Regions from separate parts of the Homo sapiens genome. Here region 1 is linked to region 2. A link is a contact called in ENCODE Hi-C or POLR2A ChIA-PET data. All regions are on one chromosome and are shown on one strand. The core of a region is the stretch at or near the end of the contact, and the rest is flanking DNA. Distances in the headings are between cores, read along the strand shown. Region 1 overlaps LOC124901379 (a long non-coding RNA gene). Region 2 has its middle 48 kb from the start of MARCKS.

The links. A loop is a pair of places that touch in the nucleus more often than their neighbours do. ChIA-PET counts read pairs that join two places held with the same protein, here RNA polymerase II (POLR2A). Pooled maps may share reads with other maps.
Region 1: a pooled map shows a loop between it and region 2 (2.0-fold over the local background). The contact joins two enhancer-like sites. A Hi-C loop is called at or near these places in 2 of 37 single-sample maps with no recorded cell type and 1 of 50 pooled maps. POLR2A ChIA-PET finds 5 or more read pairs at or near these places in 1 of 52 experiments (OCI-LY7).

What each region holds. Positions count from the first base shown.
Region 1 is chr6:113,557,636-113,563,262 of GRCh38, forward strand. All of the region lies in intron 1 of LOC124901379 (a long non-coding RNA gene), which reads right to left. Among named protein-coding and RNA genes, the nearest start is that of LINC02541, 90 kb to the right of the region's middle. Within about 2 kb of position 3,461, at least 4 of the 41 ENCODE cell types and tissues checked have a DNase peak (open chromatin) inside an H3K27ac peak, as active enhancers do.
Region 2 is chr6:113,806,442-113,811,434 of GRCh38, forward strand. No RefSeq gene overlaps it. Among named protein-coding and RNA genes, the nearest start is that of MARCKS, 48 kb to the right of the region's middle. Within about 2 kb of position 3,475, at least 3 of the 41 ENCODE cell types and tissues checked have a DNase peak (open chromatin) inside an H3K27ac peak, as active enhancers do.

The DNA.
Region 1 (5,627 bases), core at 2,211-4,710, 250 kb before region 2:
CCCTAAAGATATTGCCATTGACTTTCAACTACTGAGAGGAAAACATTTTCTCAGTGTGTAAAATATCCCAAGCTTGTGACCAAGAAGGAATCTTAGCATCCATATGGTCTCATTAAAATGAAATGCTTTGTTCCTCAGATTTCCCAGATTGAAAGGGTATGTGTATAAACAATAAATATAAATCCAAAATACTTACAACAATAAATTTCATGACATGTTTTTATAGAATATCAATTAATAGGAACGGCATCAATGTATAAACAGTGTGTAACTAAGCTACAGAACACTTTTAGTTCTGTCATTTGTAAAATAAATGAATGATTCCAAGATTACTTCCACCTCTAAAAATAACATGAGTTTATGATTCGAGAGTTGCTCTTTTATCGTCAAAGTGGTCCAATGTATTGGCACCTCCAATCTCTTCTGATGGTCTCTGTAGCACTTCCAGCAGTGCCCTAATCATACGCAGACCACAAAACGTAATGGTCTGGGATGTGCACGTCCAAGGTCCAGGAGCACTTCAGCAAGAGACCTGAGCTCAGCTGATTAAAGAAAGCATGATTCAGTCCTCCTCACCCAAGGGAAGGCCCACAAAAGATCTCTTCAGTGAAGAAAGGGAATGGGAAGCACAGTGCGCATGTGAGTGCAATCAGATACACCCCAAGTTAGAGCAAAGGGTCAAATTAAGGGGCGTTAAACATCCTGGAAAGAGCTAAGGAGAGGGAAAAGAAGAGAAGTGATTGTACACTTAGAGGCAAGCATAATCCAGGTTCTTATGTTTTGTCAGTGGAGAAGGGTTTGAGTCTAGCCAGACTGGCAATAGCAAATGCTTGGCCCTCAGTGTTTCCCACCCCAACATCTGCCACTGCAGGAGAGACAGCAACCAGTAAGAGGCTGCAGGGACTATGGTCTACAGCACTGGATGGGGGGAATGGCAAGGGTCCTGGGTGGCAGCACAGGTGGCAGCCAAGTGGCAACTTGTATGCCAGATGGGAGAGTGTCACATGCTGCCCCTGGCACACATGCAGCTCATTTTAGGGGACTAACAAAGCCCTGCATTTCTCAAATGGACATATGGTGTCAAAGAGGAAGGTATAAAATTCTATTATGTGGAAACCAATGAATAAAATCAAAATATTTCTCTCTTACTTAGAAGAGAATATAAATAAATGGAATTATCAATTATGATTTTCTAATAAAGAAGATAAAAACTTCCATTGAAATCTGAAGAAAGAAGAAACTACCTAAATAAACCCCAGCAGTGAAGCCCATTTTTCAAGACAGATACACCCAGCTTCTCTTTACAATCTACCTCCTGTTCTCAGCACTAATTTTCTCCCATCTTTATTCTGTCTGCTCATCTCAGTTCTAAGCTTCCTCTACAAGTCACTGACTAGTGTGGAACAGCTTTTCTAATCTACCCACATTCTTGTAGGCATGGTAATGGATCCCTTCAAATAGGAAATTGCTACTTTAAAGAGACAGGACACTTTGAAACCAAGACAGTTGAAAAGATGTCATTGTAAATTAACACAACAGACAAACAGAATCTGGAAAGAGTTATTTGCAAATGTATTTGGGCATGAAGAAGGAAGTGGGTCACAAAATTATGACCCCTGCATATTTAGTCTAATACACATCCTCATTCCAGACAACTAACTGTGAGCTATTGAAAATGAAAGTTTAAAGAGAATATAATAAAAAGACATTCTCATAACTTCTCCTCTGAAGATCCATAAATAGATTGGAAATAATGTCCAGGAGGCCTTTGCAACTGCTTGTGGGGGTAGCAGTAATTAACAGAATCCAAACACAATGTAATCTTCTACTTAAACACTGTCACCATTTCTTAATTTTTCCTTAAAATTATGATTGTTTCTTGCTAGCTTCCCTGGCTCAAAAGATATATTTAAATTGCCCTACTTTTGCTCCCTGCATATCAAAGAGAGAGAGAAAAAATGCAGCCTAGTTAGCCAGAAAGGAAAACAACATTTCTATAAGCATATAATCTTACTTTAAAACTGGCAAAGCAAGTAGAAGGGACTAAAAATGTTATAGCCTTGGTTCCATATTCATTACCTCCAAGTGAAAGCATACAATATGCGGCAGTTGCTGTATTAGGCTCTTTATTTCTTACTAAATGCAAATAAGTTCAAGCATAAATTCTAAAAAGGATAACCTTACTTAGATATTAGGAACAATTCTCTTCCTTTAGGGGACTCTGGAATGCTGAAAGAGGAAACCAGGAAGGTTATACAATTTTCTTTTTCATGAGATTATAAGGAAGATAGTAAGAATTTTTAAGGATAATCCCTCAATAACATATTTCCTAGAGGAAGAAAGATACAAATGCTCGTATAGCCCAAAAACTTGCTAATGGCAGAACGATGGACTTTTTTCATGAAGGGAGGGACCACTCTTTGTCACACAAGATCTATGCCTAGTGATGGTTCATAAATGTGCTAGAATAAATTCCTAATTCTATGTGTACATTTGAGTAGCAAGATGATTCTGAAAATTGTACTAATAGTTACTATTCCACTAATAAAATTAGATCCAGAAAGCAATTGGGTTTCCAGGCCACGGGTAAGCATATGTATAAAGTACTAATTCTTTAGGGCCTCTTTAAAGCACACTTTTTTGTTTTACTATGATACAAAAAAAAAGTGTAATTTTGGAATGTATGTGCATGTGAATGTGTCCAAAACCAGCGCTGAAATTAATAAGGGATCCTTATTTAGACACTATTACAACAAGAACCCCCTATTAGTCTGCTAGAGCTGCCACAACAAGGTATCACAAATTGGGTGACTTAAACAACAGAAATTTATTGTCTCACAGTTCTAGACCTAGAAGTCCAAGATCAAAGTATCAGCAGAGTTCACTCTTTCTGAGGCCAAGGGAAAGAAGCTATTTCATGCCACTTCCCTGGCTTCTGGTGGTTTGCTGACAATCTTTGGCATTCATTTGCTTGAAGAAGCATCATCTTATCTATGCTTTCATCTTTACATGGCAGACTCTCTAGATGCATGCCTGTATCTAAGTTTTATCTTTTTGTAAGGACACCAATCCTATTGGATTAGGACCCACCTGAAGACCTCATTTTAGTTTGATTACCTCTGCGAAGACTGTATCTCCAAACAAAGTCATATTCTAAAGTCCTGGGGCTTAGGATGCCAATATATCCTTCTTTATTAGGGGGTAACACATTTCAACCCATAGCATACTCCCCCGAAAGAATAATTACATAGGGTAAAAGCAAGCAAACATACTTAACCAGACTAGATGTCTATATTACTTTATTCCTTATACAAAGACTAGGTCTCTGTAAAATCAGACATTTTAATTCTGTCCTCTGAGCTGGCTCATTGTCTAGTGTTTTGGAAGCAACCAACTGTTGGTTAACTTTTTAAAATTCAATTTTCATAAGGTTGGACAGATATCATATAGACACAGCAAAAACAAATGCCATACCACTGGAATGACTCAGAGCTATAATCACAAGTCACAAAGGCACAACATTTTATTCTTATGATGAGTATCAAGTGGGTGTTATAAAAAAAAACCCCTTAAAAATGTGTGGTTTCTTTGTCTGATGTGTGTAGACTGCCTCAGGTGCTTTCAGAAACAATAGAAATTTTTTCCAAGTTTTATATTGGTCAACTTATTTTGATAATAATGAGAATATAAAATATTATAACTGAAAAGCACCTTCAAAATTGTCTAGTCCAACTCTTTAACATTATAGACTTGAAAACTGTGTTCCTGAGAGATTCCTTAAGTGACTTGCCCAAGGTAATTTAGCAAATTGCAGTAGAGCCAGAAAAATAATCTGAGACCTGGCGTCCCCTCTAAATTAATGATGTTCTGCTACAGGATAGCCATCATATCACCCTTGTCTGGAAATCACCTATGTTACCCAAAATTAGGCCCCCAATGGCCACACAGAGACTAGAAGTAAGTTTAGAATCTGTTGCAGAGGTCATGCACTATTGTTTTCTCAGGGCAGTACTGCCACCACCCTCAAGGGCTCAAACAAAAATTGTGATGTCTTAGAGATTTACTTAAAATGTAGTATATAATTTTACTAGTGTAGTTGTCTGCTTTCTCCTTTAAATCTTTAGTTCTTCCTAGATTATGGTTATAACAACCACATTTTCAAATCTAAATATCAGGACGCATGTTCTGATAGGAAATGTGTTTATCCCAATGTGTTTGCACATAATATCACTCATGGCTGGGCGCGGTGGCTCATGCCTGTAATCCCAGCACTTTGGGAGGCTGAGGTGGGCAGATTACGAGATTAGGAGTTCAAGACCAGCCTGGCCAACACAGTGAAACCCTGTCTCTACTAAAAATACAAAAATTAGCCGAGAGTGGTGGCGTCCACCCGTAATCCCAGCTACTCGGAAGGCTGAGGCAGGAGAATCGCTTGAACTCAGGAGGCAGAGATCGCAGTGAGCTGAGATTGCGCCATTGTACTCCAGCCTGGGTCGCAGAGTGAGACTCTGTCTCAAAAAAAAAAAAAAAATCACTTATTTAGTATTTTTTCAAATGACCCTTTTCTGAATGCATTAAGTCTGCTTGGATACACATATCCATGCCTATATCTATGAGTATTTCATTCACATGTGTGGTGGTGTGTTGGCAATGGAAACATATGATGGAATATTTAAAATAAGGATTGCCCTAGATTGGGGGATGGGGTGGGGGAAAGAGCAATTAGGACACCATGGTTGTGGCAAACACAAGATTAGGAGAGTTTGAATGGGTGGGGAAGTGAGAATGATTGTAGTAAAGTTTCCTGAGAAGGGAGAGCTGTCAAACTTTCAGGGTGAATAATATAGAGCCATTTTTGCATAAGGATAAATAGTAATCTCATCAGGGTCCAGAGTAGGGTGCAGCAAGGGAGGCACACAGGAGGAAGCAGCTAATAAAATACTCTACAGGTGATTCTCATGCTGGGCTGCCTTCATAAACGGCTCGTCCCAGGTGCCTCCCTCTACCACCCTAGACCCGGCCTGCCTCTCTTAACCTTCAGTAGTTCTTAAGGGAATCACTATGTTACAGTATTGCATAATAACTAATGTGCATAATTATTATTCTGAACCATGGAAGCACTAAATCACTTCAATAATTCAACCTAATAAGTCAGGGAAATGCACTTAAAAGTTTTAAGTAATTTAAATGTTAAGTTTGGACAAACAGAGCATTAAGCTTACATTCTCCGAAATAATCCAGTTCAACCAGAATGCTTCATACCTGATGATGCTTCATGACGTTCTGAAAATGACTGCACACTACTCTTTGCACATTACATGTGAACATACCTTTCCCCCTGTTCGAAAACTGCCTCTGATAGCCAGAGTCAGGCTCCTACAGCCACCACTGCATTCCTCGTGCCTGCCACCTTCATCCTTCTCTGATGGGTCAGAGCAGTCACCCAACACCAACCCAACCTAGGCCTACCAAAATCAACCTTCAGAGAATTTGAAATTTAGATACAGAGGTCACCAGAATGTCAGCACATTTATCATCAAGTTGTGGAGACTAAAGACCACCCATTCCTGCAGTTTGTGAGACTGGCACTTCCTTTCTAGTGTTGGCTGTTCACCTCTTAGTCCATA
Region 2 (4,993 bases), core at 2,225-4,724:
TTTAATCAGAAGTATTGAAGTTCCTAATTGGTGGAGAAGGCAAAGATACTGTACCAAGAAGTGAAACGGATAGGTTCCTCCCTGCTAGAACCAATGTAAAGTTACAAAACAACCAATTAAGAAAGGATTATATTTTTCAAAGACCAACTGATGAGATCATTGTTTCTTTTAAGCTTGAGGAGGATGATTTGGTATGATTTAGGCAAAAAGGAGAATATTCTCAGTGCTTGACCCTTGGCCTTCCAACACACACACAAACACCGTTTTTTGGTTTTTTGGTTTTAAAGAAAAAGAGTTTATGATTGGGGGAATCATTGATTTGAAGAGAACTGGACTAACAGAGTCCTTGTCTATCAGTTTCTACTCATTTGTTGTTTGTTTGTTTGTTTGTTGAGACAGAGTTTTGCTTTTGTTGCCCTGGCTGGAGTGCAATGGCGCGATCTCGGCTCACTGCAACCTCTGTCCCCTGGGTCCAAGCGATTCTCTTGTCTTAGCCTCCTGAGTAGCTAGAACTACAGTGCATGCCACCATGCCAGGCTAATTTTTGTATTTTTAGTAGAAACAGGGTTTCACCATGTTGGCCAGGCTGGTCACAAATTCCTGACTTTAGGTGATCCACCTGCCTCAGTCTCCCAAAGTGCTGGGATTTCAGGCATGAGCCACCACACCCAGCCACCTTCTACTCATTGCTATTACATGGGATCTACAGGGAGAAAGAGTTTCTGTCCCTTATTTCTACTGATGGACAACCCCTTTAGTCTTTTTTTAACAATCTCTGTAGTGGATTGTATGGTGACTCCCAACAAGGTATGTCCATGTCCTGACCACCAGAGCCTGGGAACATGGCCTTATTAGGAGAAGAGGTCTTTGCAAATGAAATCAAGTTAAGAACTTAGATGAGGTAATCTTGGACTATCCAGGTGGGCCCTAAGTGCAATGACAAGTGTCCTTATGAGAGACAGAAGAGAAGCCCATGGAAATATGGAAGCAGAGATTAGAGGGAGGAAGTCACAGGCCAAGAACAACTGGAACCACCAGCGTCTGGAAGAAGAAAAGAAAAAAATATCTCCTACAGCCTCCAGAGAGAGTAACGTGCCCTGTCAGCAACTTGATTTCAGACTTCTGGTCTCCAGGACTATGAAAGAATCAATTTCTGTTGTTTTAAAGTACTAAATTTGTGGTAATTTGTTACAGCAGCCTCAGGAAACTAATACAGTAAACTAAGGTGTTTGTTTTTGTTTTTGTTTTCAGTTTCTAATTCCACAATTTCTATTATTCATTCATTTGTTCAGTAAACAAACAGGCAATGAATGTGTCAGGCATTGGACAATGCACGAGAGATACAGAGTTGAAAAATAAATCTATTCTCAAGAGCTTTATAAACTGATAGGGAGAATCAGACATGTAAGTACAATGAAGTATTACAATGTCATTATTATGTATAGGCATGAGAAGGAAGTGACCACTGCTTCCTGGGATGGTCACAAAAGGGTTCAAAGAAGAGAGACACAGAAAAGCTGAAGAAGTGTTTGCTGGCCAAGAGGGTTAAGAATGGGAGGGAGGGAATTCTTGGAAGAGAAAGTATCATAAACAGAGGTATGGAGGTATGCAATCACATAACCTCTACAAATATTGGATGCTTTTAAGTATATCTGGTAAGATTCTACAGTAGGCCTGGTGAAAGGCAGTGCTAAAGGGTAGATAAGGAAGGGCCAGATTATTGACAGCCACATTAGTCAAGCTGAAGAGTTTGGAATGAGTCCTATGGCAAATGGGAAACCCTTAAAACTTAAGGTTTTTAAGCAGGGTGGCAACATGTCACACTTGTGTTTCAGAAAGTTTGCTGTGGTAGAGGTGGGCTGGGTGCCTTGGGGACTCAAGATCAAGGCAGGGAGATTCATTAGAAGAGTACTGATGTGGTCAAAGGAGCAGAACTAAGGCTAAACTAAGGCACAATCATGAGGCGGAGCAGAGGAATGGCAAGAAAGAGAAATTGACAAAGGAATCTGAGAAAGAATAGAGTTTGAGTTAGAAAGTGAGAAGCAAACAGAGCAAATTCTATTGCAGTAACCAAGAGAGAAGAGGGGATCAAGAAGGAAGTAACAACAGTCAGAAGCCAAGTGATGTGAAGAGGACTCCACTGGATTTGCCAATGAAGAGGCCACTGGTGACTTTGGCAGAAAAGTTTGAGGGGAGATGTTATCTATTAGCCATGTAAATTGCTGGCAAGTCAATTAGCATCAGCAAAACAAAGATTGGTCCATAGATCAGTAGTCATCAAAATATATTCCCCACACTATCCCAGCATCATCTTGGAACTTAGAAATGCAAATTCTCAGGCCCCACTCCCCCTAAATCAGATACACTGGGTTAGGGGTCCACAATCTAGGTTCTAACAACGATTTTGATGCAGAAGTCTGAGAACCGTCTATATACACTAGACAGGACTTTACTGCTGAAAAGGTAATTCATGGACTGGCAGCATCAATATCACCTGGGAGCTTGTTGGACCCCACACCTGACCCATTGAATCAGAATCTGCATTGTAATAAGATCTCACGTGATTCAGTTACACAGTGAAGTTAGAGAAGCACTGTTGAAGGGTTTCAATCTCAATAGCTTTCTTGCCCAGTGTCTGAGATTACCTTTTACATAAATCTGCTAAGTTGCTAATTCAAGGAAGGGGGGAGAATTCAATATAACATAACATATTTCCTCCTCTCAAGTGGGATAATAAGGAATAACAAATGGGCTATTTATAGCTTACATGAGACCAGAAACATTGCATGTGCAGTCAAAGTAATGTAGGTGCTTTGTAGTTTTTGGCATTTCAATTCTAGGTTACAGAAATACATGTTTTTCCTCAAAAAGATAGAAAACCTACTGGGGTTCATTATATTATTCTGGTGGAAAATAATATCAGGCCATTAGGACTTTATTCAAAAAAGTATCTTGGTATTCTTGACAGAGACAGTATATGGAAACAGATAGATCTTTACATAACCTTAGTGGGGAATTGCTTGTTAGGAAACCAAAAACATTAAGATCTGTGCAATTTACTGTTTGTAAAATAGAGCTCCATAAAAAAACTGAGAACAATTATATTTACTTTGTGTAAATATAGTTTAGCCCAAAGATTCTCAAAATGTCCTCAGACCAGCAGCATTGGCACCACTGATTGGCTTGTTAGAAATGCAAATGATTGGGCTCTGCTGTGACCAACTAGATCAGTATCCCTGGGGCCGGGATACAGGAAATTGTCTAGCAATCCAGGTGATTCTCGTGCATGGTAAAATTTGGTTTAGGCCTCAGAGACGCTTCATATAAAACACCTCTGCCTGCATTGTCTCTTCTTTGCCTTAACTGCCTCTGAAACTCTCTTCTCGGCTGAAATATTTTCATTTATCTTTAAAATCCTTTTGTGGGTCCTTTCCTCCTTCCCCTTTTTTCTTCCTCTATCTACCTATGTCTTTCCGTTCTACTTTTTCACTTCCTGTTTTGTTCCTAGCTCACTTTAGCTTTGAACTGCCCCATTCTCAAAGATGCATACAAATCTAGCACTTCTACGCAAAAATGTGCCAGCCTAAGCAAGTCTATTAGATACCCATGCTCAGCATTATGAAAGAAACGAAACAGTACATCAGCCACTTAGTTCTTGAAACAATGCAACTTAAAGAAATGACAGTATAGAACGAGTCACTGTACAGTTCTTTGGTATTAATGTGACTTTAGCAAGAACACTCATGACTGTCATGTGCTAACTGTCCACAAAATGTCTGCTGGCATAGAAAAGTACATGATTTTCAATCTACAGGCAGTTCACCAGAACATTTGGGCCCTGTATTAGGATTAAATGTTCATGACTTCACCATAAGAGGTGGCTAATAGGTACAGTAGGAACAAATATTAATAATAATATTAATAAAAGTGTTACTTTGTTTAACTGAAATAATTTGTCTTTATTATACAGTCTACCACTAATAATGATCATTGCTTATAATTATTTATTACTAAATTTAGTCCAAAGCCTTTTCTATGAGCCTTACAGTTAACAGGTTGGTGCAAAAGTAACTGCAGTTTTGCCATTAAAAGTAATAACAAAAACCGCAATTACTTTTGCACCAACTTAATATTACTATACGTATGTATTTATTTATTTTAAGACAGAGTCTTGCTCTGCTGCCCAGGCTGGAGTGCAGTGGCGTGATCTCGGCTCACTGCAATCTCTGCCTCCTGGGCTCAAGCAATCCTTCCACCTCAGCCCCTCAAGTAGCTTGGACTACAGGCACCCGCCACCACGCCCAGCTCATTTTTGTATTTTTAGTAGAGATGGGTTTCCGCCATGTTGCCCAGACTGGTCTTGAACTCCTGACCACAAGCAACCCACCATCTCGGCCTCTCAGAGTGCTGGGATTACAGGCATGAGCCACGGCACCTGACCTACTATGTATTCAAACCTCCCCATAACCCTATGAGTTCAATACTATTATTATCATCTCCATTTTACAGATGAGGAAATAGAGGAATGGTAAGGTTAAGTAACTTGTCTAGAGTCATTTTGCTGGGAAGTAGTAGACATGGGATTTGCATATAGGCAATCGAGCTTTGGGGTCCTAGATTGTAACTACTGCATTACACTGCTTCTCAAGTGAGAATGGGTTGAATTATACAAGACATATTTGAATTTCACGTTTCTTCACCTTTTGCATTAAGAGACCAGGTTCATTACATATTTTCACATTCTCACACTTTTGTGGAAACAGCATGGTACTGTGGGGCAAATGCCTGCCTGGGAGCCAGAGGTCCTCAAATTTTATCCTAGTATTATAAGCAACTAACTAGATGCATATGGGGACGCTCATGGGTTTACCCTTAATAGGTCACAATTTCTTCTCTTACAAAAGGGGAGTGTTAGACTCCATTAGATCATATTAATGGTTCTTTCCAGATCCAACATTCTGTGAATTCGAAGAATGAAACATAGTCCTAGGAA